2 separate regions of the Homo sapiens genome follow, and region 1 is linked to region 2. Evidence: chromatin loops called from intact Hi-C (ENCODE). Cell type or tissue: gastrocnemius medialis. All regions are shown on one strand. Each heading gives the region's core, and the rest is flanking DNA. Links, peaks and the distances in the headings are about the cores only.

Region 1 (12,325 bases), core at 5,649-9,648, 260 kb before region 2:
GATGGCTCACGCCTGTATCCTAGCACTTTGGGAGGCCGAGGTGGGCGGATCACCTGAGGTCGCGAGTTCGAGACCAGCCTGACCAACATGGAGAAACCGCGTATCTACTAAAAACACACACAAAATTAGCCGGGCGTGGTGGTGCATGCCTGTAATCCCATAGTCCCAGCTACTTGGGAGGCTGAGGCAGGAGAGTCGCTTGAACCTGGGAGGCGGAGGTTGCAGTGAGCCGACTCCAGCCTCGGCAATTAAAGCAAAACTCCTTCTAAAAAAAGAAAAAAAGAAAAGAAAAGAAAAAAGAAAGTCCTCACTTGCCATGTCTGACTTCCAGATTTCCCAGCGTTTCCTTCTCCACTTTCTTGAGGTTCGTGGCTTGCAAAGGTTAGGAGCACTGGCTCTGGAGCAAGACCGCCTAAATGTAAACCCAACCCAACCATTTGGAAGCTGTGTGATTCTGAGGAAGTTGTTAAACCTCTCTGGGCCTTCTTTGGTGCCTGTTAGGCAGAAATAAGAATTCCTATGTCATAGAATTGTTGTGATGATTAAATGAGTTATTACATTTAAGTGATTAGAACCGTGCTTAGCACAGAGGAAGCACTCAAAAGTTAACTACTATTAGTGATGTCTAAACTTTTTTCCCCAGGGAAGGATCAATGCATTTATCTGAGTCAAGTTCAACTTTGCACTCCAGTCCTTCAGGCAGGTAGAGAGGTATCTGAATCATGTGAAAACCGTTACCGGTTTGGGGGCGAATATCAGGAAGGAGATTTAGCCCTTAGAGATTTAAGGGCTTAAAGAGCCTCAGTCCCTGTTGACCACATAACATCTGCAGAAAAGAAAAAAAGAAGGAAAGAGCGCTGAAGGACCCACCCAGGGAGGAGGCTGAGCCGCGCTCCCTCTAGCCTCCCCAGAGGTGCATTCGTTAGGTTCCCGCCCCGGCCCCAGCCCCAGCCCCAGCATCAGCTCCGGTTCCTCTGCAGACGTTCAGCCCCTTCGGAAATGTAAAACCCGGGAAGCGAAAGCTGCGGCGACCTCCCAGAGCCTCTCAGGCACGCGGCATCTCTCCCCACCGGCAGCGCCTTGAAATACCAAAGGCCTAGCCAAAGATGGAACCGTTTTGTTGGGAGCTCGGGTTTCCCCCGCCGCGAGGCTGAGCCGGTGGCGCAGCTGCTCAAAGGTCACGCCCGAGACACGTCCGCACAAGCCCGGGTGGCGGGGCGGGCAGCGGGGAGAGAAGAGGGGAGTGGGGAGGGGGACGGGGGCAGGGGGGAGGGGCGCCACCTTCTCCAGGGCCCTGCGGGGTGGGCTCCCATCTTCATCTCGCAAGCATCCAACCCGGGGAGGTGGCTTTCCTCTCCCTACTAAGATTTTATTTTTGCAAAACAAAAGGGATGCCAAAAAAGCAAAAGTTCCTAAATGAAAAGAAAATGCTTCTTTAAAAATGCTAATTGTGAGCTTTTTATTATTGTTTTGGAATTTCAACTGATGGCTGAAAATCTAAATTTGGCCACAGGAAACCTGGATCCAGTTAACCTTGAGAAGTTAAGTCTTCATTTTCTATTAAGTAAAATATTTGGGTTTGAATGCTTAGAGCCCTCTGCTTATGATAAAAATAGAGGCACTGAGCAGTTTAACCACCTGTGTTTTCCTTGGATCGCATATTTTCCACAGTAAACAAGAAAACACAGATTGGAAATCCATTCATTCCTTCATAAGAGTGCTTCAGTTGGGGTTTATTTGTGTTTTCAATCAATAGAAACCAAAAACAACCTTTGCAGGGTTATGATATTTCATGCAAAGAAGCTCCAAGAAGCTCTTTTTATCCCCTCTGCAGCTATTTCTACATAAATCCCCAGATTTTTTTAACGCAGTTAATAATTATAATTCCATTTAGTTTTCTGAGCACATACTACATGTTTTACCTGCTGTCATCTCATTTGTGATAACACTTGGAGAGTAGTTATTCTTAATTCTTATTTGCCAGATGAGAAGACAGGCTCAGAAAAAATAAGCAGTAGCTAATAAGGGACACAGCCTTTACATCTGAGAGCTACAAAGCTGTGCTGATTCCACCACCAGAAACCATTTCCAGTGTTTAAATATTACTAAATAAATAGACGGTTAGATTCATGGACAGGAGTTTGTTCTTTTAATTCCCAAGCTTGCTCTTTAGGTGACAGGCATACAGTGGAAGACAAGTTTCTGGCCAGGATAATACTATATAGCATTACTAAGCCTCTGAGCCTCAGTTTCCCTTCTCCAAAATGAGACATATATTTAAGGTATATATCCAGCTCTGACATCCAGAGACTTATTCGAAATGAAAAGCTTAGGCTCAGGCCGGGTGTGGTGGCTCACGCCTGTAATCCCAGCGCTTTGGGAAGCCAAGGCGGGTGGATCACCTGAGGGCAGGAGTTTGAGACTAGCCTGGCCAACATGGTGAAACCCCGTTTCTACTAAAAATACAAAAATTAGCTGGGCATGGTGGTGGGTGCCTGTAATCCCAGCTACTCGGGAGGCTGACATGGGAGAATCACTTGAACCAGGGAGGCAGGGATTGCAGTGAGCCAAGATCGCACCACTGCACTACAGCCTGGGTGACAAGAACGAACCTCCATCTAAGAAAAAAAAAAAAAGCTTAAGCTCTTTGGTCCATCACTGGCATGGCATAGTATTAATCACCCCTTTCCTGACTCCCTGCTTCTATTCATCTAACTCTGTGGTTCTCAACGTTAAAATCTCCTGGAGGAGCTTTTAAAAATACAGATGCTTAGGCCTCGCAGCCAGAGATTCTGCTTTCATTGGCTTGAAGTATGGCCCAGGCCTCAGCATTTTTCAAAAGCTCCCCAGGTGAATGTGTAGCCAGGGTTGAATATTGATCTAACCTAGTGAACGACTCCAGTTTCATCCACCCCAGCTGTGCTTTTATAAATGTAGTTACCATAACTGGAATTACTTTTTATAAAATCCAATAAGACTAGCGCTACCAGAGTCAATCTCAAAACAGATGTGAGCTTTCACTCTATTTAATTGTGTATTTTGCTTAAATAAGTTAAGGTGTCTCACCAAAGCTTCAAAATGCTGTTAAGTGTATGTGTGTTTGTGTGTGTGTGTGTGTGTGTTTGTGTGTGTGTGCGTGTGTGTTGTTGCTGATCCTTTCCTAAGGGACAGAGACAGAATAGTACTATAAGAACCAGAAGGTTCTAGGTCAATCTGATCCAATAATTGATTGGCCAAGTGAAATAAATCACATAAAATATTTATTTAACCCAGGGATAATGCCCATTCTTTGGAACTGGCTTGTGTTAGACCCAGCCTAAGAGACTGGTCTGAGCTGGAGGTGGTAGAAGTATGAAAGTCAGGATAAGAGGTCAGGCCGGAGCCATTTGAATCCCCAGTGGCTCTAGGCTATTTTATGTACGATTAGTCTCTCATGTTGGCATCTATGAGAGATGTCAAACTTTCCAAGGCACTCCATCTAAATGTGATCCAATGACATAAGTGCCCAGGGAAAGCCCAAACACTCTTATCAATCAAAAAAGATTTAGTTTTCCTATATAGAAGGATCTACTGATTTCTTGATATACAGAAGAAATCTAGCGTTTGTTTTGTAAGTAAATGTCTATAATATTTTAAATGTTCATTAAACGTAAGCTTCTGCTTTGCTGGTTTGCATGACCCTAAGGGACCCATCTCCCCACTGCCACATCATGCACACACACAAACCTCACATACACACTTCACTGAAGTTTTGGGTTTTACATATGCATATACAGGTACTCATACACACCCCCCCCACACACACACACAGTGTCATGTGGTGCATAACAACGTTTCAGTCAACGATGAACTTCATATATGAAGGCAGTCCCATAAGATTATAACACCATATTTTTAGTGTACCTTTTCTATGTTTACATATGTTAAGATACACAAATACTTACCATTGAGTTATAAGTGTCCACAGCATTCAGTGGATGACATGCTGTACAAGTTTGTGGCCTGGGAGCAATAGGCTGTACAATATAGCCTAGGTGTGTAGTAGGCCATACCATCCAGGTGTGTGTAAGTGCCCTCTATGGTGTGTTCACACAATGATGAAATCACCTAACAATGCATTTCCCAGAACGTATCCCCATCCTTAAGTGGCGAATGACCATGTATATAAATGGAAGCAAGCATGTAGTTTCACTCAGCCTCTGGTGACATGTTTAAGGTGAATGAAACACTACCTTTGGTGTTAGTTGACACTGTGGTCGGAACAGTGATTTCTCCAAACATCTTTGGTATGGACTGATATTCAAACAGGTCAAGCAATGCTGGGGACCTTTGGCCTTTACCTGTTACTTATAAATAATCTCAACCATACAAAACAGACAAAAGATTTTACTTAATGACTTAATGTAAAAATGCATGAAATTGCTTGCATGTTAAACTGCTGTGTTTCCCCTTGGCCATAGAAAGATTAACATTTCTGTTTGGGGAATGGTTTTGATCTTGCCTTCCAGCCACAGTATTTACATTCCAGTAAAGTTCATCTGGATTAGTTAATATTCACATGAATGAATATGCAGCCCCAGATCATGTTCTTAAATAAAATTAAATCCAAAGAAGGTGGGGAGACTTATTCTAATAAACTAAAGATGAAAATCACAAAAAGATGCAGAAATACTTGCTAATGTAAATGTCCATGATAAACTCTGGGCCAAAAAAAAAAAAATCATCTAAGGACTAAACCAAGGCAGGAACATACTGATGAAAGTGTGCCTAAAGGAAGAAACAGGGAAACCATCTTGTCAACCCAAATACATTGCCCTGCATAGATCAAAGATGGGTCTGTGCTTTAAAAAATTAAATTTAAAAAAATCATCCTAGATATGAGAAAGGACTTTGAAGTATCAGGGAAGTTGTCATTTCTTGTGTGAAATACAGGTATCAGATCAGAAATGCCGACTTGAACAAAGGAGCTAATGGTATAGTTTCCAGAGCAGGAAGTGTTTTCTGTCCCTACACCCCCGGCCTTTCTCTTTTCTGTAATGATATGTACTCTGAGTTTGAGGGGAGAGGTAACCTAATGAAAATGTTTTTTCTAATTTCTAAGAAATTAGAAAATTACTGTCTTTTTTTTTTTTTTTGAGACGGAGTCTTGTTTTGTTGCCCAGGCTAGAGTGCAGTGGCGCTACCTCGGCTCACTGCAAGCTCTGCCTCCCGGGTTCACACCATTCTCCTGCCTCAGCCTCCCGAGTAGCTGGGACTACAGGCGCCTGCCACCACGCCCAGCTAATTTTTTTGGATTTTTAGTAGAGACGGGGTTTCACCATGTTAGCCAGGATGGTCTCGATCTCCTGACCTCGTGATCCGTCCGCCTCGGCCTCCCAAAGTGCTGGGATTACAGGCGTGAGCCACCGCGCCCGGCCGAAAATTACTGTCTAATGCAATAAACATTTATTGAGCACTTTCTATGTACCAGGCAGTCACTGGGCTAAGCATAAAGGTTCCAAGATGAGTGAGATCCAGTCACCTTCCTCAAGAAGCCCCAGCAGGGGATACAGCTTATATTGAAGATTCATCTGAGGTATTAGTGCAACCAGTTTCACAGCTGATAAATTCAGTTGCTCACAACTTGAGGCTGGGGGGGTGGGAGGGAATGAGCAGGAGGTTTGGCAGTAACTTGAGCATGCCACCAGCTTTGAACTCTAGCCAATTTTTATGGTTAATGCTGGAAATTAACCCGATATGATCATCATTTCAAATCCAACAAAAGATTCCTCAGAGCCAGCCCTGGGCAAGGATTCATGGGAGGTGCTATGGAGCGGGTAGAGATGAATAAATGAGGGTCCCCTGCTCCTCTAGAGGTTTCCAACCAAGTTTCCAGATAAGAAGGAAAACCCCGTAAGTAATGTCAAGGACATCCCATTGTGTATGGTAGGGAAAGATGTAATTGGTTCTCTCCAACAGAAACTACAGTGTGGAAGAATAACGGTTTTGAAATGTGTGGAAGAATAATGCCTTAAAAGCACAGTAGGTCAAAATGCCAGAATGACAAATTAGCTTTGCTAACCACTTGGTGAATGGCCTTTTTTTCAGCACCTTGGGCTGATTAAGAAGTAGATATTAACTGATGAGTTTCTCTTTTCCAACACAGACATTTAACCCTTTGCAGAGAGGTTTTAGAAGCTATCAATTTGTAACTTAGGCTTTTCAGGAAAAGCGAAGTACTGGTGGTACATTTGAATTCCAAAGAGAGATGCTGGTAAAATCCCAAACCACCACCTCTAGGCAAGAATTGGAGCAAAAAGCATCACTTGAAGGAAATGTTACTTAATTGCTTGTTTTTTATTATTCTAACTGTCCACGTCCACTCCTTCAGCTATTTCCTCAAGTCTTCCCCTACCACCCAGGCCTGGATGGCTGCTCCTGCACCTACATTCTTACAGGTCCCTGAGGTGTATCCCTGGATCTTACATCCCAGTCAGTACTGTTTCAGGCTCGTCTTTGACTGGGTCACGGTTGTAGGTGTGGCCTTCCCAAATAATCTGGGACACCCTGACACGAAAGGTCACATCTGTCCCTCTGACTCCCCACTGCTCCTTGCACATCGTGGTTTGTACAATAGGGCTGAGCATGGGCTGACAATGGAAGCCTTGGACTTGGACCAGAAGACCTGGAGACCATGCCCCGTGTGGCCCCCAACTGACTAGTGATTGACCTTGGAAAATTAGCTTTTTTCTGTCTGAGCTTTAGTGTCCCTGTCCATAGAGTGAAGAGGATAGATTCTTTAAGGCCCATCCCTAGTGTTCTATGATTGTGCGATTTCTAACAAATGCCAGATTGTACCTCCATTTCTCTCTCTCTCTCTACACACACACAAACACACACACACTGAAACATGCACACGTACCCGCCTTGTACCTCACTTCTCCTTTCTTCTCCCTGTATTTGTGAAGTAGCAGGCAACTGTACCATTTCAAATGAAGCAAACACACAACCTCACATTATTGCTGTTAGGCCTCTACTGATAAATGCTCCTAAGACTGGCAGTTATTCTAACAATATCAACATAACATTGACCCCAACTCCCACTGAATACAAAACTGAGCACCACATGTGTCCAATTCTTCACCGTTTATAGGACAGTTTTACACCCTATCCTCTATAATTCTACAGTAACCTGTTATTGGTGAACCCATTTTACAGAAGCGGGTTCAGCACAGTCACATAGCTCTTCAGGAAGTTGTCTTCACTGCACAGAAACCAGCCGCCCCTCCTTGAGGTGCCTCAGGCCAGCTGCAGCTCCTTCTGCTCTAAGCCGGAGTCAGGAGGGAGTAGTGAGAGTTCACAATGAGAAAAGAACAAGGAGAAGAGATGGAGAAAGAGGAAGGGAGAGGAGAAGTGGGTAGCTATGGGCCTGATACTGAGGAAAAGTCCCCAGCCTTAACCTGACCTCAGCTCACAATGCCCTACACCTCCTGGGATTTAGAACCCGTGAGTTACTCTTCTGACCCTCTGCCACTTCCTTGCCCTCTCCTGCCCTCTCCCCTGCTGTGGCTTCCCTAAAAAGAATGTCCCTTGCAATCTCTCTCCAGCTGTTTGATCTTTTTAAATGTCCCTCACTTGTCTGTGGCATGTGCTTAAACCAAAAAATAGACCTTGGGCATTCAAGATGGGAAAGAGTATTAAAAGGCAAAAGCCTGCCTCGTGCCAGGGGTGTGGGCAGCCCCTAGATATCTATGATGACCAGATGTCCTGGATTTGCTGGGACAGGCCTAATTTAAAACCTTCTAGTCTCTTGCCCCATAAGTACCTTCACACTTGTCAGACCATGTGTCCCTATTTGGGGCTTGGAAAATATAGTTACCACATGGATACCCGATATCCAAGTGTCACACAGGCCCAGTGTCAGCGTCAGGGGTGGGAAGTGTACAGATATTGAAGCCAGATGGAGCTGCAGTCAACCAGCTCTGCCACTTACCATCTGTGTGGCTTCAGGCAGTTTTTATTCTTTCCAAGCCTCAGTTTCTTCATCTAGACAATGACTAGTTAACCAATAAGTCAGCCCCATAGAGTTTGCCTTATCAGCAAAACCAGTGCTCCTAGACACTTAATACCTTCCAGCCATTCTGTCTGTGCTGTCATATTGTTTTAGTACTTCAGATTTTGGTCACATTTGATGCATTACTATTTAAAACATTAACATAAATGTATGGTTCAGGGAGCATCTTAAACAGCCATGATAATGGAACCAAAATACCCGAACAGATATAAAACATTCTTATTTCTTCCTGCCCATTTATTCTAAATCCCCCATTCCTCAGGACTCCATTCATATCCACTACCCACTGTTCCCTAACAGTTTCATGTGGACTGATCCTGTCCCAGCGGGGTCAGGGTTCTCATCTGGATGTTGCTGTAGGCTCCAGGTGGCTTTTGCTTCTGTTCTCATGCCCTGCAATCCACTGGCCACAGCTCCAACAAGTGGACCTTCCTTGAGCGCCTTTCCCCACCTAGTACTCAAGGGCCAAGGTGGGCAATAGAAGGTGGGGTTGGGGGGTCCACTGTGGAGACAGAAATTGCTCTATCTGATCCTGGTCCCCACTAACCTGCTGTGTGACTTAGGGCTGGTCACTTGATTTTCCCAACCTCAGTACCCTCATCTGAAAACTAGAGTTGAATTTCCTATATCTTGCACCCATGAGAAGCATTTTCAAAGCCTTACTATTACTATGTCATTGTAAAGGATTTACTTACAACTGATACCTCAGAAATTGAAATGATCATTAGTGGCTACTATGAGCAACTATATGCCAATAAATTGGAAAATCTAGAAGAAATGGGTAAATTCCTAGACACATACAACCCACCAAGACTGAACCATGAAGAAATCCAAAACCTGAACAGACCAACAATAAACAATGAGATCAAAGCTGTATAAAAAGTCTCCCAGAAAAGAAAAGCCCAGGATCTGATGGATTCACAGCTGAATTCTACCAAACATTTAAAGAAGAACTAATATCATTCCTGCTCCAACTATTCCAAAAAATAGAGGAGGGGGAATACTTCCAGACTCAGTCTATGAGGCCAGTACAACCCTGATACCAAAAGCCAGACAAAAACACATTGAAAAAAGAAAACTGCAGACCAATATTTCTGATGAATAATGGTATAAAAATCCTTAACAAAATACTAGAAAAGCAAATTCAACAACAAATTAAAAATATCATTCATGATGACCAAGTGGGATTTATCCCTGGGATGCAAGGATGGTTCAACATACACAAATCCATTAATGTGATACATCATGTATCACCAGAATGAAGGACAAAACCCATACAATCATTTCAATTGGTGCTGAAAAATCATTTGATAAAATTCATCATCTCTTCATGATAAAAACCCTCAAAAAAAAACTGGGTGTAGAAGGAACATACTTCAATATAATAAAAACGCTACACAACAGACCCATAGCTAGTGTCACACTGAATGGGGAGAAACTGAGACCCTTCCCTCTAAGATTGGGAACATGACAAGGATGCCCACTTTCACTACTGTTATTCAACATAGTCCTGGAAGTGTTAGCTAGATCAATCAGACAGGAGGAAGAGATATAGAGTTTCCAAATTGGAAGGGATGGTGTCAAACCATCCTTGTTTGCAGATGATATGATCTTATATTTGGAAAAACTGAAGACTCCATCAACAAACTTTTAGAACTGATCAACAAATTCAGTAAAGTTGCAGGATACAAAATCAACATACAAAAATCAGTAACATTTCTATATGCCAACAGGGAATAATCTGAAAAAAAATCAAGAAACTAATTCCATTTACAATAGCTACAAATAAAATAAAATACCTAAGAATTAACTAAAGTAGTTAAAGATCTCTATAATGAAAACCATAAAACATTGATGCAAGAAATTGAAGAAGACACACAAAAAATGGAAAGATATTCTGTGTTCACTGATGGGAAGAATCCATATTGTTAAAATGTCCATACTATCCAAAGCAATCTACAGATTTAAGTCAATCCCTATCAGCATACCAATGACATTCTTCACAGAAATAGAAAGAACAATTCTAAAATTTATATGGAACCACAAAAGACCCAGAATAGCCAAAGCTATCCTAAGCAAAAAGAACTAAATTGGAGGAGTAACATTACCTGACTTTAAATTATACTACAGAGCTATATTAACCAAAACAGCATGGTACTGGCCTAAAAACAGACACACATAGACCAGTGGAACAGAACAGAGAACCCAGAAACAAATCCATACATACACAGTGAACTCATTTTTGACAAAGGTGCTAAGAACATACATTAGGGAAAGGACATTCTCTTCAATAAATGGTGCTGGGAAAACTGGATATCCATATGCAAAAGAATTAAACTAGATCCTTGTCTCTTACCACATACAAATATCAAATCAAAATGGAATAAAGACTTAAATCTAAGGCCTCGAACTGTGAAACTACCAAAAGGAAACATTGGGGAAGCTCTCCAGGACACTGGACTGGGCAAAGATTTCTTGAGTTAATACCTCACAAGCAAGGCAACCATAGCAAAACTGGACAAATGGAATCACATCAAGTTAAAAAGCTTCTGCACAGCAAAGGAGCAAATCAAGACTGCAATGAGATATCATCTCACCCCAGTTAAATTGGCTTTTATCCAAAAGTCAGGCAATAACAAATGTTGGAGAGGATGTGGAGAACAGGGAACCTTCGTACACTGTTTGTAGGAATGTAAATTCGTACAACCACTATGGAGAACAGTTTGGAGGTTCCTCAAAGAGCTAAAAATAGAGCTATTATATGATTCAGCAATCTCACTCTTAGGTATATACCCAAAAGAAAGGAAATGAGTCTATCAAAGAGACATCTGCACACCCATGTTTACTGCAGCACTAGTTACAATAGCCAAGCTTTGGAGGCAACCTAAGAGTCCATCATGGCTAAATGGATAAACAAAATATGGGACATATATGCAACCGAATACTATTCAGCCATGAAAAAGAATGAGATCCCGTCATTTCCAACAACATGAATGGAACTGGAGGACATTATGTTAAGTGAAATAAGCCAGGCACAGAAAGACAAACTTCACATTCTCACTTATTTGTGGGAGCTAAAATTTAAAATAATTGAACTCATGGAGATAGAAAATAGAAGGATGGTTATTAGAGGCTGGGAAGGGTAATGAGGGGGTTGATAGGAGAGTGGGGATGGTTCATGGGTACGAAAAATAGGAAGAATGAATAATACCTAGTATATGTGAGCATAACAGGGTGACTATAGTAAATATATATATATATATATATATATATATATATATATATATATAATTATTTTTTTTTTGAGACGGAGGTTTGCTCTTGTTGCCCAGGCTGATCTCGGCTCACTGCAGCCTCTGCCTCCCGGGTTCAAGAAATTCTCCTGCCTCAGCCTCTGGAGTGGCTAGGATTACAGGCATGCGCCAACACGCCCGGTTAATTCTGTATTTTTAGTAGAGACAGGGTTTCTCCATGTTGGTCAAGCTGGTCTCGAACTCCCGACCTCAGGTGATTCGCCCACCTCGGCCTCCTAAAGTGCTGGGATTACACGGCTGAGCCACCAAGCCCAGCCTCGTAAAAATAATTGAATCATACACTTAAAAATAACTGAAAGAGTATAATTGGATTGTTTGTAACACAAAGGCTAAATGCTTGATGTGACGGATACTCCATTCACCCTGATGTGGTCATTATGCATTGCATGCCTGTATCAAAATACCTTATGTACCCCATAAATATGTACCACCTACTATGTACCCCCAAAAATTAAAAATTAAAATAAATTTAAAATTTTTTTTAAAGGATGTATTCCTCCACTCCCAAACCGCCTTCAGCAACTACTTCCAGGCACATCAAGTAAAAACTCAGCATTCAAAACCCTTCGAACACACCCAGCATTCAGAGTCCTCCATACTCTGGCCATACCCCCAAGCTTCTCTTACCTATTTCCCACGAGCACATGCTTTTTGTACCGGCCATAGCCAGCCCCTTGCTGCTGGCTCACCCTTGCCTCTGAAGCTGTGCCATACTGTTCCCTTCACCAGGCACGCCCTCCATGCTCCTATCTAAGCATTCCCTCCTTGAGTCTCTCTAGACTGAGTCACATCCTTTCCCCACTGCTATGGACTGAACTGTATCCCCCAAAAGCCATAGGTTGAAGCCCTAGCTCCCCGTGTGACTGTATTTGGAGACCTGGCCTTTATAGAAGTAATTAAGGTTAACTGAGATCATAAGGGTGGGGCCCTAATCTGATAGGATTGGTGTCTTCATAAG
Region 2 (12,325 bases), core at 3,187-7,186:
CTGTTAGAAGCAGCCACGTCACTTCTTGATACTTAGAAATTTCTTCTGCCAGCTGCCACCAAATAAGTTCAACCTTCCACAAACCCCTAGGACATGAACACAATCCATCCAGGCTCTTTGCTAGGGAATAACACAGGTGATCTTTGCTTCAGCTCCCAATAACTTTCTCATTTCCATCTGAGACTTTGTCAGCTTGGACTTCACTGTCCATATCTCTATCAGCATTTTTGTCACAACCATAGATGTTCCAGACGTTCCCTCATCTTCCTGTCTTCTTCTGAGCTCTCCAGTCTCTTCCACCCTCTGCCCGTTACTCAGTTCCACATCTTTAGGTATTTTTATGGCGATACTCTATTCACTATACCAATTTTCTGTGTTAGTCCGTTTGTGCATTGCTATTAAAAATGCCTGAGACTGGGAAATTTATAAAGAAAAGAGGTTTAATTGGGTCACAATTCTGCAGGCTGTAAAAGAAGCATGGTGCCAGCATCTGGTTCTGCTAAAGACCTCAGGAAGCTTCCACTCATGGTGGAAGAAGAAAGGGGAGCAGGCACATCACATGGTGAGAGTGGGAGCAAGAGAGAGAGAAAGGGGAGGTCCCAGATGCTTAAACAACGAGATCTCACATGAACTAACTGAGCAAGAACTCATATCACCAAGAGGATGGTGCTAACCTACTCTTAAGGGATCTTCCCCCATGATCCACTCACCTCCCAGCAGGCCCCACTTCCAACACTGGGAATCACATTGCAACATGAGATTTGGAGAGGACAAAAATCCAAGCCATATCAGCCATTATTCATGCGGGCAGTCTGGGACACACAGAGACCCATAATAGCCTGTTGTGGGCACAGCATTTAGAGTCCAGATGGAGAAACTAGACAAACACATGAATAAGGGACAGAGAAATAGATATCACAAGACTGACGAGGTTTCAATGCCACGGAGGCAGTGATGACACTTGGAGCAGGCAGACACTGGAGAAATGCATGGCCATGGGTCAGGAAAACCAGAGCAGGCTTCCTGGAGGTGGTGTGGCTATCCCAGCCTAGATATGATGGAGCTTGGACATGAACCCTGGCCTGCCCGAATTTGGACCTCATACTCCTAACCACTCCTTTACCCTGTCCTCAAAGAGGGCAGGAGTGAGACCCGCCCCATGGCCCATCTGAGATCTGTAAACAGGATGTCTGGCTGGAAAAGAGGGTTCCCACGGAGACAGCCAAGGTTGAAAAGGTTGAAAAGGGCCAGGAGGGAGGGTGTTGAAGTTAAGGTTGATGAGCTCAGGCTTTATCCAGGATCCCGCAGAAAAGCCATCTGTGTTGTGATGCAGGAGTCAGACACTGATGGAAGTTTCAGGAAGACAGAATCTTTGTAGAGGCCAGCACATGGCTGGTGTGCAAAACCAGCCCTGGGGCCTGTGATGCAAGCATCATGAATGCTCTTTATATGGTTATAGCATTTTGCAGGGCTGGATTTTAACATTCTGAATTCATTTCCATTCATTCCCAAAAAGCTCTGGGAAATGACTAACTTTTAATTATTAAGTAAAAACGGGGTGCGTATTTGTTTTCCTGCTGTGGGTCTTGGTCTTTTACATTCTCTGCTACACCACTCTGTTATCAACTTTACAGAAAACAAAGAAACTGGAATTAAACATTAACCAGGATCATTGAGAATGTCACAGAAATGCACAGCCCTGGGGTTAGGACAGGGGAGGCCCCTCATTCTCTGGTTGGCTGTTCAAACAGAAAAGGAGCCTGGGAGCACGCCCCGTCTCCAAGGGACTGGGGTCGGGGGTGAGGTGATTTCAAGGTGCACTTTCCACTCCAGTCAACATTTCCTGAGTTCCTGTGTGAGGGCTGGCCTCGGTGCTAGGAATCTGGGTACACGAGGGCTGAGACAGGGTCCCAGTCCTGGAGACATTCACATCGCCTGTGAGAAGGGCCCTCACAGAGGCAGGGACAGACGGCCAAGGAAAGCAGAATGGGTAGTGATGTGTTTCATCCTAGAGGACGCAGCAATTGCTGTAGGTCTTAAAGAATCAAAAGAATCAATAGACTTTTTACTAGTAAAAAAGAGAGGGCCAACTGGGCATGGTGGCTCACACCTGTAATCCCAGCACCTTGGGAGGCTGAGGTGGGCGGATCAATTGAGGTCAGGAGTTTGAAACCAGCTGGGCCAACATGGTGAAACCCCATCTCTACTAAAAATACAAAAATTAGTTGAGCATAGTGGTGGGCACCTGTAATCCCAGTTACTCAGAGGCTGAGGCAAGAGAATTGCTTGAACCTGGGATGCAGAGGTTGCAGGGAGCTGAGATCAAGCCACTGCACTCCAACCTGGGCAACAGAGGGAGACTTCATCTCAGAAAAAAAAAAGAGGGGGAGGCAGTTCAGGCAGAGGGAACAGCATGAACGAGCAGGCAGAGGACCTGCTGCCATCCTCCTAGAAGGAAATATATCACCAGGGGTCCAGCACAACAGGAAGCCCACTAGTATTGCAAACAGAGGGAATTTAATCCAGGGGACTGGCTGCATAGATATAGGTGGTACAAAAACTGACAAGGCAAAGCAGACAGCGAGCAGACCAGTGTGCAGGGTGTGTTTGGGAAGTGACTGGTAGCCTGGTAATGGGGTGTGGGGTGTACAGCGGGGGGAGGGGTGTGTAGAGGATGGCACAGGGCTGGAAGGCAGCTTGGGAGCAGAGTGGAAAGGCTGGTCCTACGGTGCATGCTTGATTTGCAAAGTTACAGAGCCTCGTCTAAAGCATGGCCTGGTGGGCTTGAGCAGCCGTGGGAGGGTGGGCTGCTGGGCTGGCCTTGGTGGGAGGCTGCTGGGGTTGACCAGGGCAGGACTCGCCCAAGGCTGCTGCCAGAGAGGAGAGGTGGGGTGGGCTCAGAGACATTCCCAAGGCTCAGTCTTCTGGCTCAGTGACGAATTGAGTGGGGGGAGGGACGTCAACAAGTCTGAACACTCTGACCCGGTGCCATCCTCCTAGAAGGAAGTGTATCAGCCAGGGGCCCGGCCCATCAGGAACCATGCTAGTATTTCCAACAGAGGGAGTTTAATCCAGGGGACTGGTTGCATCGGTGGTATAAAAACTGAGAAGGCAAACGAGATGGTGAGCAGCCCCGAGGTGAGCAATGGGAGGACGGCGCTGCACCATTTGGAGCAGGAGGGACAGAAAAGGGAAGCAGGTGGAGCCCGGAGGCCGGGAGCTGCCCACCAGGCAGAAGCCACAGCAGACCTGCGCAGTGGGAACTGGCGCCGGGGAGGCGCAAGCCCTGCTAGAGATGCTTCCTAGAGCAGGGACCCAGGGGAGGAAATGCCCCGGCGTCTCCCCTCCGCCCACCCTCTCCTCACCTGCTATTGGCCAAACCTACCTGGAGCAAGGGACCTGGGGAGCGTAACCCTGAGATACAAGCCAGCCCGAGAAGAATGGGCATGTGTGTGGGAGCAGCGGGCCGACAGGAGCACAGGAACACCAGAGGAAGCAGCTGCGGAGAAGAGACCGTGCGTCCTGATCTGAAGATGGGAAGCGAGAGGTCCCTCCAGGAAGGAATGTCTAGTTTGCAGCAGCATAGAGAGTAGGATGGCTGGGGAGGTAGATGTGGCAGGCGCGACTGTAGCTCTCTGTCTCAGGTTTTCTCAACCCAGGGAAAAGCTGATTAATGCCTGAGTCACTCTGTCCGCGAGCTGAGCCTCCTGGGTGGGGCAGGGCAAGGTGGTATCGGGTGATTCGGGGATGTGCCAGCCTCAGGGAGGGGAGAGAGGATAGTGTGCGGGAAACAGAGCTGGCCTGGAGAGGCTGTCACGCCCACAGCATCACCCCAGTTCTGACGGCAAAGCTGTGTGACTTTGAGCAAGTGAATGATGCGCTCTGGGCTTCGATTTCCTCGTCATCACCAACCCCTGCCTCCAGCACAAGCTGCTCCACACCAGGCAACCGCCTGTAGTTGCCCAAACTCTGTGCTTCCTCAACACCCAGGCCTGCAGTAGACGCCACCCCCGACCTGGAATCTCCTTCCCCATTCCCACACGTCTTACTTTCTCCAGTCTTTCAGATTCAGTCCTAGCAGACTCCCAGCACTTTGGGAGGCCGAGGCGGGCAGATCACGAGGCCAAGAGATTGAGACCATCCTGGCCAACGTGGTGAAACCCTGTCTCTACTAAAAACTCAAAAATTAGCCGGGCGTGGTGGCGCACGCCTGTAGTCCCAGCTGCTCAGGAGGCTGAGGCAGGAGAATCGCTTGAATCCAGGAGGCGGAGGTTACAGTGAGCCGAGATCGCGCCACTGTACTCCAGCCTGGGGACAGAGTGAGATTCCATCTCAAAAAACATAAATAAATAAAAAATAAACCCCCCCCCACACACAGCAAAAACAAATCACAAAGACAAAAACGAAATCCCTTCAATGCCCATTTCCTGAATCAACTGCATCCCCCAGGAACTGCTTTGGGATTTTACTTATTATTTGGGATTATTTGTGCTCATTTCCCCTGTACCAAAAGTCAGAATCAAGTTAGCTGCGCTGTGTCTCTGTCACAAATGTCTGCTTGTATAAATAGGAGGGGGTACAAGCATGTGTCCACACACGCACACACGCCTCTCTCCGGATAAAGAGGTCTCGGGGTGAGGATTCTGGAACCCGTCCTTCCACACCTACTGCGTCTGGTCACTGTCTCCGAGGCTGACATTCCTCACGCCGAGGGATGGGCAGGCAGAAGGCTGCAGGCAGTGCGCCAGCCAGGTCAGCTTACAGCGAGCTGTCAACCCAGTCACTGACGCCTCAGCGAGGCCATAAATAACAGCGGTGAAGCTGCAGCAGGCCACCCGGGCCTCCCCCAAACCACTCCTCTGCCATCAATCTCGCCTGATGACTGCTTGGCGTTCAGGCTTCCGCGTGACCCGACCACGGCCCCAAGCGTTCTTTGGGGCGCAGTGTCCCTTCCCAGGCACGGAGTGGGTCAGCCAGGAGCACACTGCCTCGCAAGGTCCCCGTGTCCTGCCAATGTACTTTCTGGATGCTGGAGGCAGGCTGAAAAAGACTCCCATCACTCAAAACCCCACCCCTCTCAAGACCGGCTCCAGAAAGCTGAGTTCCATCCCCGTTGTTGATCCGGTCATGGTGGACTCTGTACCAGAAACGATGCCACACAGCAACTGCTGCCCTCCGCCATGCAGCAGCGACTCACCCTGTGCCCAGGCTGCTCTTGTGTTCTTTGCAATGTGAGTGGGCAAAAGCCGACATATAAGGCAGCTCTTCCGCTCAGACTCCTTTTGTCCCGCCCTCAGCGGCAGGGACCTTATGTCCACGCCCTTGGTTCTGAGGCTCCAACTCTCACCACCCTAAAACATCCACCTAAAATCACAGACCACCACACATACACCCACACACCACATACACACACACCACACACACCATACACCCACACACCCGACACACAGACCACACACACACCACATACACACTACACACACACACCATACACACACACACCCGACACACAGACCACACACACACACATACACACTACACACACACACACACACACACCAGACACATACACCCACACACCACATACACACACACACACACACACACACCGACACACAGACTACACACACACCACATACACACACTACACACACACCACATACACACACACTACACATACAAAACACACCCGCCACACACACCACATACACACACACTACACACACCATACACACACACCACACACCACATACGCACACACACCACACACCCCACATAGACACACATACCATACACACACACCAGACACATGCACACCACACACACCACACACCACATACACACACTACACACACACCATACACACACCAGACACACACACCATACACCACACACATCACACACTACACACACACCAAACACATACACACACCACATACATACCACACACACATGCACACTCGCACACCACACACACACCACACAGATACACACCACACATACCACACAACACACACACATACACCCCCACACACATACACCACCACACCACACACATATACACCACACAGACCACATGCACCACACACACCATACACACATCACACACACACACCACACATACATACACCACATACACTACACACACCACACACACCACACGCACACTCACACACCACACCCCCCACATACTACACACACCACACATATTTACATGCACACACACACACACACACACACTTCCTCACTCACAAGCTCTCTCCTGAACTCTTGGGATTTGATTTCTGTAAAATGCTCACATGTCCCCACTCTACCAGCTAATGAGATAATTCCGTGATCTCATCAGCCTTCTAATAGGATTTTCATCACATCTCTCTGGATAAAAGCTATCTAAAGGCTCACCAAATGGTCCCTAGGCATTGCACTCTTTATCAGTACCCCCACTCCATCAAGTTAAGCTTCTGTGGCCACAGGGTGGCAGGAGGGAGGGGTCTTCCAGAGTCAAACCCCCTTACATCTGGGGAACTGAACTCCAAAGAGGCAGTGACTTCTGAAGGTCACAGGGTCAGATGGGGGCCCATCCGTCCAGAGTACGGTGCGTCTGGGGAAGAAGTAACCAAATCCAGTCCTTCCCCGAGGGGACAGAGGGCACACACGGGGAAGCCACGCCCCAGTCCAGGGCCACACAGAGGGGGCCTGTGGTGGACCCTGGTGGTGCTCCTGCAAGCCCCCCACCGGACCCCTTCCTGCGTCCGGCCCTTCCCCAGCCCCGGGGGGCTTCCATGGCTAACCCAGGCGCCTGCGACTTGCTTTGGGGCCCTGTCCTCAGGCCATTGCAGGGAAGTGGGGAGCAGCCTTTAGCCGTGGCGGACTGGGGAGGGGTCTAAAAGCCCAGCTCCCTTGCCTGAGTTGGGGCAAACTCTGAGAAATAATTTATACTCCAGAACTTTCCTGCGGGATCTAGCTAGGGCTTGTTCTTCCCGGGAAACTGTACCAGCGTGGCTTCCCCCAGCCCACCCGGGCTGCGCACTCCCGGCCTCCTTACTAGTTCCTCCTGGGATCATCTCCCTTCAATAAATCACCTGCGTCTGGGCCCTTAACGACTGCCTCCGGGGAGCCTGACCTAAGACACCAGGAAACGTGTGTGGAACAAACCGAAGGGCTCTGAGGATAACATCAGCCAGGGAGAAGAGCAAGTGGAATGGAGCACGGAGCACATGGTTAAAGGAAAAGGTTCGGGCAGAGGAGGAGCCTCGCCCGAAGGAGGGATGGAGAAGACACTGCACTTACACATCCACACACACAGCACACACCACACAACCACACACACAATCACACATACCGCACACACAACCACACACAATACACACCACACAACCACACACACCACACACAACCACAAACACCACACACCACACACAACACACACAACCACACACACAACACAACACACAACCACACACAACATACAACACACACAACCACACACCACACAACCACACACTGCAACCACACACACAATACACACAACACACAGCACACACCACACACAACACACAGCACACACCACACAACCACACACAGTCACACATACCACACACACCACACAACCACACACACAATCACACATACCACACACAACCACACACACAACACAGACACACAACCACACACACACCACACACCACACACAACCACACACCACACACAGCCACACACCACGCACAACCACACAACCACACACCACACACAACCACACACACAACACACACCACACACACAACCATACACAACCACACACAACACCATATAATCACACACACAATCACACATACCACGCACCACACATAACACACACCACACGACCACACACCACACAACCACACACACCACACACAACCACACATACCACACAACCACACCACACACCACACACACAACCACACAACCACACACCACACACCACACACAACCACACACACCACAACCACACACACAACACACACAACCACACACCACACAACCACACCCACCACAACCACACACACCTACACACACCACACACAACCACACAACCCCACACACAACCACACACAACCACACAACCACACACCACACACCACACACAACCACACAACACACAAACACACAACACACAACCACACACAACACACACCACACACAACCACACACCACACACAACATACACAACCGCACACACAACACACAACCACACAACACACAGCACACACAACCCCACACACACCACACAACCACACACCGCAACCACACACACAACACACACAACACAGCACACAGCACACAACCACACAGTCACATATACCACACACACAACACACACCACACAACCACACACCACACACACAATCACACATACCACACACACAACACACACAACCACACACACCACACACAACCACACAACCACACACAACACAATCACACATACCACGCACAACCACACATAACACACCACACAACCACACACCACACATACCACACACAACCACACATACCACACAACCACACACCACACGCACCACACACAACCACACAACACACCACACACCACACACAACCACACACCACACAAACATACAACACACAACCACACACCACACACACAACCACACAACCAACCACACACCACACACACCCACACACACCAACACAACACACAACCACACACCACACACACAACCACACAACCACACACCACACACAACCACACACACAACCACACACACCACACACAGCTACACACACCACATACACTACACACACAACCACACACACCACACACACACAACCACACAACGGTGTGGCTGAAGCCAGCAGAAATGAAAAGTCCTCTGGTACCTCCCCTTCAAACAGCTCACACTCATGCGGGTCACTGTGGCACGGCGCCCTCACACGCGCATCCGCAGAGCGCACCTGTCCCAGCGTGGCCAAGACCGCCTCTTTCACCCAGGGCCCTCTGTGGACGTTAGTCTGCTCTGAGTCACCCCTGGATAACTGAGGACTTGCCTGTCAAGTATGAAACATTTAGCACGTACAGTCCTTTGAGTGGAATTAGAGTGGAAGAGTGTAACTCAGCGTGTAAGAGTTGCCTGCTGCTGCTTTGAACAGAGGGTAATTGCAGCAGATGCCTTCAGCCCCTGCTCTTTTCAGCAGCCACTGTACAGGGCGGTTCCACCCCATCTCCCACCTCCCGGCCCAGCTCTCTGATGTCTCTGCCCGGTGGCGTTCCCCGATGCCCCTTTGCCTGAGCGCCGAAGCGTGGGGAGTGGAAGCTGGCGGTGGGAGCCGGTGGAGGCATGCGCGCCTCCTGTGCTTCAGGAAGGCAGCCCTGGAGACCTTCTGGATGCTTCCCAGGAAGGCCCCACAGCAGCCACCACAGCCAGCACGTTTTTCTCTACCGGTTTTCCCCCTTCCGCATCTCATGGTCCTGCTCCCTGGGATCATCGCCCAATTAAACTGCATCCAAGCCCTCGCACCAAGCTCTGCTTTCACGGGAATGCAAACTGAGACAGTATTATACCTGATGTTACCTTTTCCAAGGTAGCTGGGGTCATCGTTATTTCCCTCAGCTCTTACCTGTGCTGGAGTAGCGTGCTGCCCTCGGAAGCTACCAGGTACCCTCCGTGAAATGGCCCAGCTGTTCTTTGGGAGTTCGTGTCTGATTTTGCCATTTTTCTATCACTTTCTTAGTTGTTAGCAAGTCTTCCTCCAGCAGGACCGTTACCTTCCTCCAACTGATCATTTTTGTCTTTAATCTGCTATCGCCTTGAAATCACGTAACCAAACGTGATAGCCCCTGTCTGTTGTGAAGGTGAACAGATTCTGAAAGGAGGAATGTTCCTTGGAGCGGATGCATGAGCTTTCATTTCGGGCACTGGAAATTCATTTTGGCTGCTGAGGAGGTATTTTTATTTCCCTGGCTTAGAGCTCTATTGAGGACAGTGTAGAGGCTGGATAGTCAAACATCGTATTGAGTTCGTTCTTATATTTTAATTTAGCTATGGGATGTGTTTGTGGGTGAATGCAGTGAGTCTAATAGTACTTACCGCAAATGCCCTAGGGCCGTGGCTTGACATTTATTAGCATATGCCGATTTCCAACTTTTAGATCCAGTTTTTAAGACTCCAGAAGACTTCACAAGTGTGCCAGCTGCTCAGATGTGAAAACAATATCACACACCAAAAAAAATGGCGGCTTACATATGTCAGAGCAAAACTAAAATCAGTCCAGGGGTTGAATGCAAATCCCCCCCATTCAGCCCCCAAGTCTCACCCAGATGTCCCCTCTCCTCTCTGGAGAAGTTGCACGTCCCCTCTTGAGGGCAGGAGGAGGTACGTGTCCGTTTCGTCCTGGGAGGACTCCCTGGGATTCCTTGTGTAGGAAGAGTTCTGTGCTGGGGCTTGCTCCCTCCCCTGCAACTTTCCTGATCTCTGGGGCTCAGGGGCAGCCTCTGGTGCCTGGCTGATGGGCACAGCTGGCGAAGGCCACAGAGCAGCTGAGTGCTGGGGACAGGTGCAAGAGCAAACTCCAGCAGGTGTGTTGACTGTAATGACAGGGTCACTGATGCTGTCTCCCAAGTGTTTTCTGTGCTGCTGACAACTGGGGCAGGCGAAAGCACATGGGAATTTGTTGTTGGAAAGGTTACACGGGAGGGAGGGAGGGTGTGACTGTGGGCACCTCCCCGGGACGTGCAGTGAGTGGGCGTTTCTTTCTTGGATGGGCTCAGCGTGCATGGTGGCTGTGGGCTCCTTTTTGGAGAGGAACTCGAAGTCCAGGCAAAGAGAGGTTTACAGGCCTATGATGGGGTTACATCCTGATCAACTCATTGTTAGTCCAAAATATAAGTCAAAAATGCATTTAATACCCCAGTAAATCTATCATAAAGTCAGAAAATTGTAAGTTGAAGTCTCAAGGGCTGGATCATCTGTATTTCACTGGAACCGTGGCAAGAAGACCCCACAGACTGGCATTCTGGACACGGTTGCAGGTGAGAGGAGGGCTGCAGCTTGAGGGTCATGGTGGCCTGAAAGGACCTGGGGATGTGAAACGCTGTCATCGAGGGCTGGCGCGCACACAGGAGGTTGATGGGGGTGTGGCTGCAGGCTGAGTGTTGTTGGCTGCAGAGAGGTTGGGGGGTTGAGAGCGTGGTCATGGAGCTCAGTGGCTACAATGACACTCAATGCTCCTGAGGGTGGCGAAGCCTCAGCAGGGCTGGCTGAAAGCAAAGCAGGGCCGTTCAGTCATTTTCAGCTGTTGCACAGAGTGGCAGTGAGATGCTGACAACTTCACCCACGTGGGAATCCTCTGAGGCCACCTGAGAAGGAATCTCACAGATGAGAGCTTGGCTGGGGATGCAAAAGGCCCTGAGACAAGCTTACCACGTTGGTGGCTCCAGGGAGAGATTCCAAAAAGTTTGCAAAAGAAGAAAATGCATCATCCTTTAAAGAGGCGACGTAACTGACCTCCACGCTGAAATATGTGAGTTTCCCAAATTCATGATTCTCCAAGGAAGAACTGAAACCTGGGTATGAAAACTACTCAGCCTCTTGGGGGAGGGGTGTCTGGCAGAAGCTTGGAGCTGCTCCAGCTGGGCCCTGCTCCCAGAAGAGCAGGCTTGCAGAACAGGCCTGGGCATGGCCCAGCTCATTTGAACTGAGTTTCCCCTGTGTGCCATTGACTGGCCCAAAGAAGACATAAGAGGGAAGCTTCCCAGGGAGACTGATTTCCAATTTTATCATTTCCAATTCAAGCCATTTCTGGGAAAAGTTCCCATTGTCCTGAATGCTCAGTTCAACCAGGTGCACTAGGTTGTCCAGAATCCTGAGGGGTAGTATCTAATTCTGGTCTCTTTCAGCCAAGTGTACCAGGGTCGGCTAGCACCCTTGTCCCTTGGGCAGGAAAGAAATGTCAGTATTGCTTAGGAAGTTTCACCAACTCTCAAGGTTATCAAATGGTCTCTTCTTTTGATTCACCTGTCATTCTGAAGACTGGATTTTCATTTCCACAGCTGGCAAGGTGGTGTCTGAGCACCTTGGTAGCCCATGTCATAAAGTGAGATCTCCAGAGACCCCCGAGCACACCAGGCCTTCCAGATTAGTAGTACATCTGCTTCAAAGGGCTTAGCCAGAGCCTCCACAGGCCACTTTTTCAACCTTGCAGGAGTATTAATGCTCCCCATCCGATCACAGGAATGTCCACGACCAGGAAATGGCTCTCTGAAGGCTGCCTCCATAGTCTCTGGAATTTCCATGACAGCCAGTGTGGCAAAGAAATCTTGCAAAGG

The links. Hi-C counts contacts between places; a loop is a spot of excess contacts. Peaks named below come from ENCODE experiments on the same cell type or tissue, not always from the same donor. Only the 100,000 strongest peaks of a DNase experiment are listed, where the experiment ranks them.
Region 1: a loop joins it to region 2, with 5 times the contacts of the local background. A loop is called at or near these places in 19 of 110 quality-filtered maps.

The regions. Positions count from the first base shown.
Region 1 is chr3:194,057,322-194,069,646 of GRCh38, forward strand. All of the region lies in intron 1 of LINC02028 (long intergenic non-protein coding RNA 2028), which reads right to left. Among named protein-coding and RNA genes, the nearest start is that of LINC02028, 7.5 kb to the right of the region's middle. RefSeq lists enhancers at 1-567, 1,203-1,252, 5,241-5,741. In gastrocnemius medialis, for the core only: a CTCF peak has its summit at 7,939; a DNase peak (open chromatin) is centred at 7,900; H3K27ac peaks cover 1,841 bases.
Region 2 is chr3:194,319,200-194,331,524 of GRCh38, forward strand. No RefSeq gene overlaps it. Among named protein-coding and RNA genes, the nearest start is that of LINC00887, 13 kb to the left of the region's middle. RefSeq lists a silencer at 1,541-1,835 and enhancers at 1,541-1,835, 3,004-4,203. In gastrocnemius medialis, for the core only: no CTCF peak of the experiment used is centred there; DNase peaks (open chromatin) are centred at 3,753, 4,802 and 5,222; H3K4me3 peaks cover 550 bases; H3K27ac peaks cover 1,306 bases; H3K27me3 peaks cover 100 bases.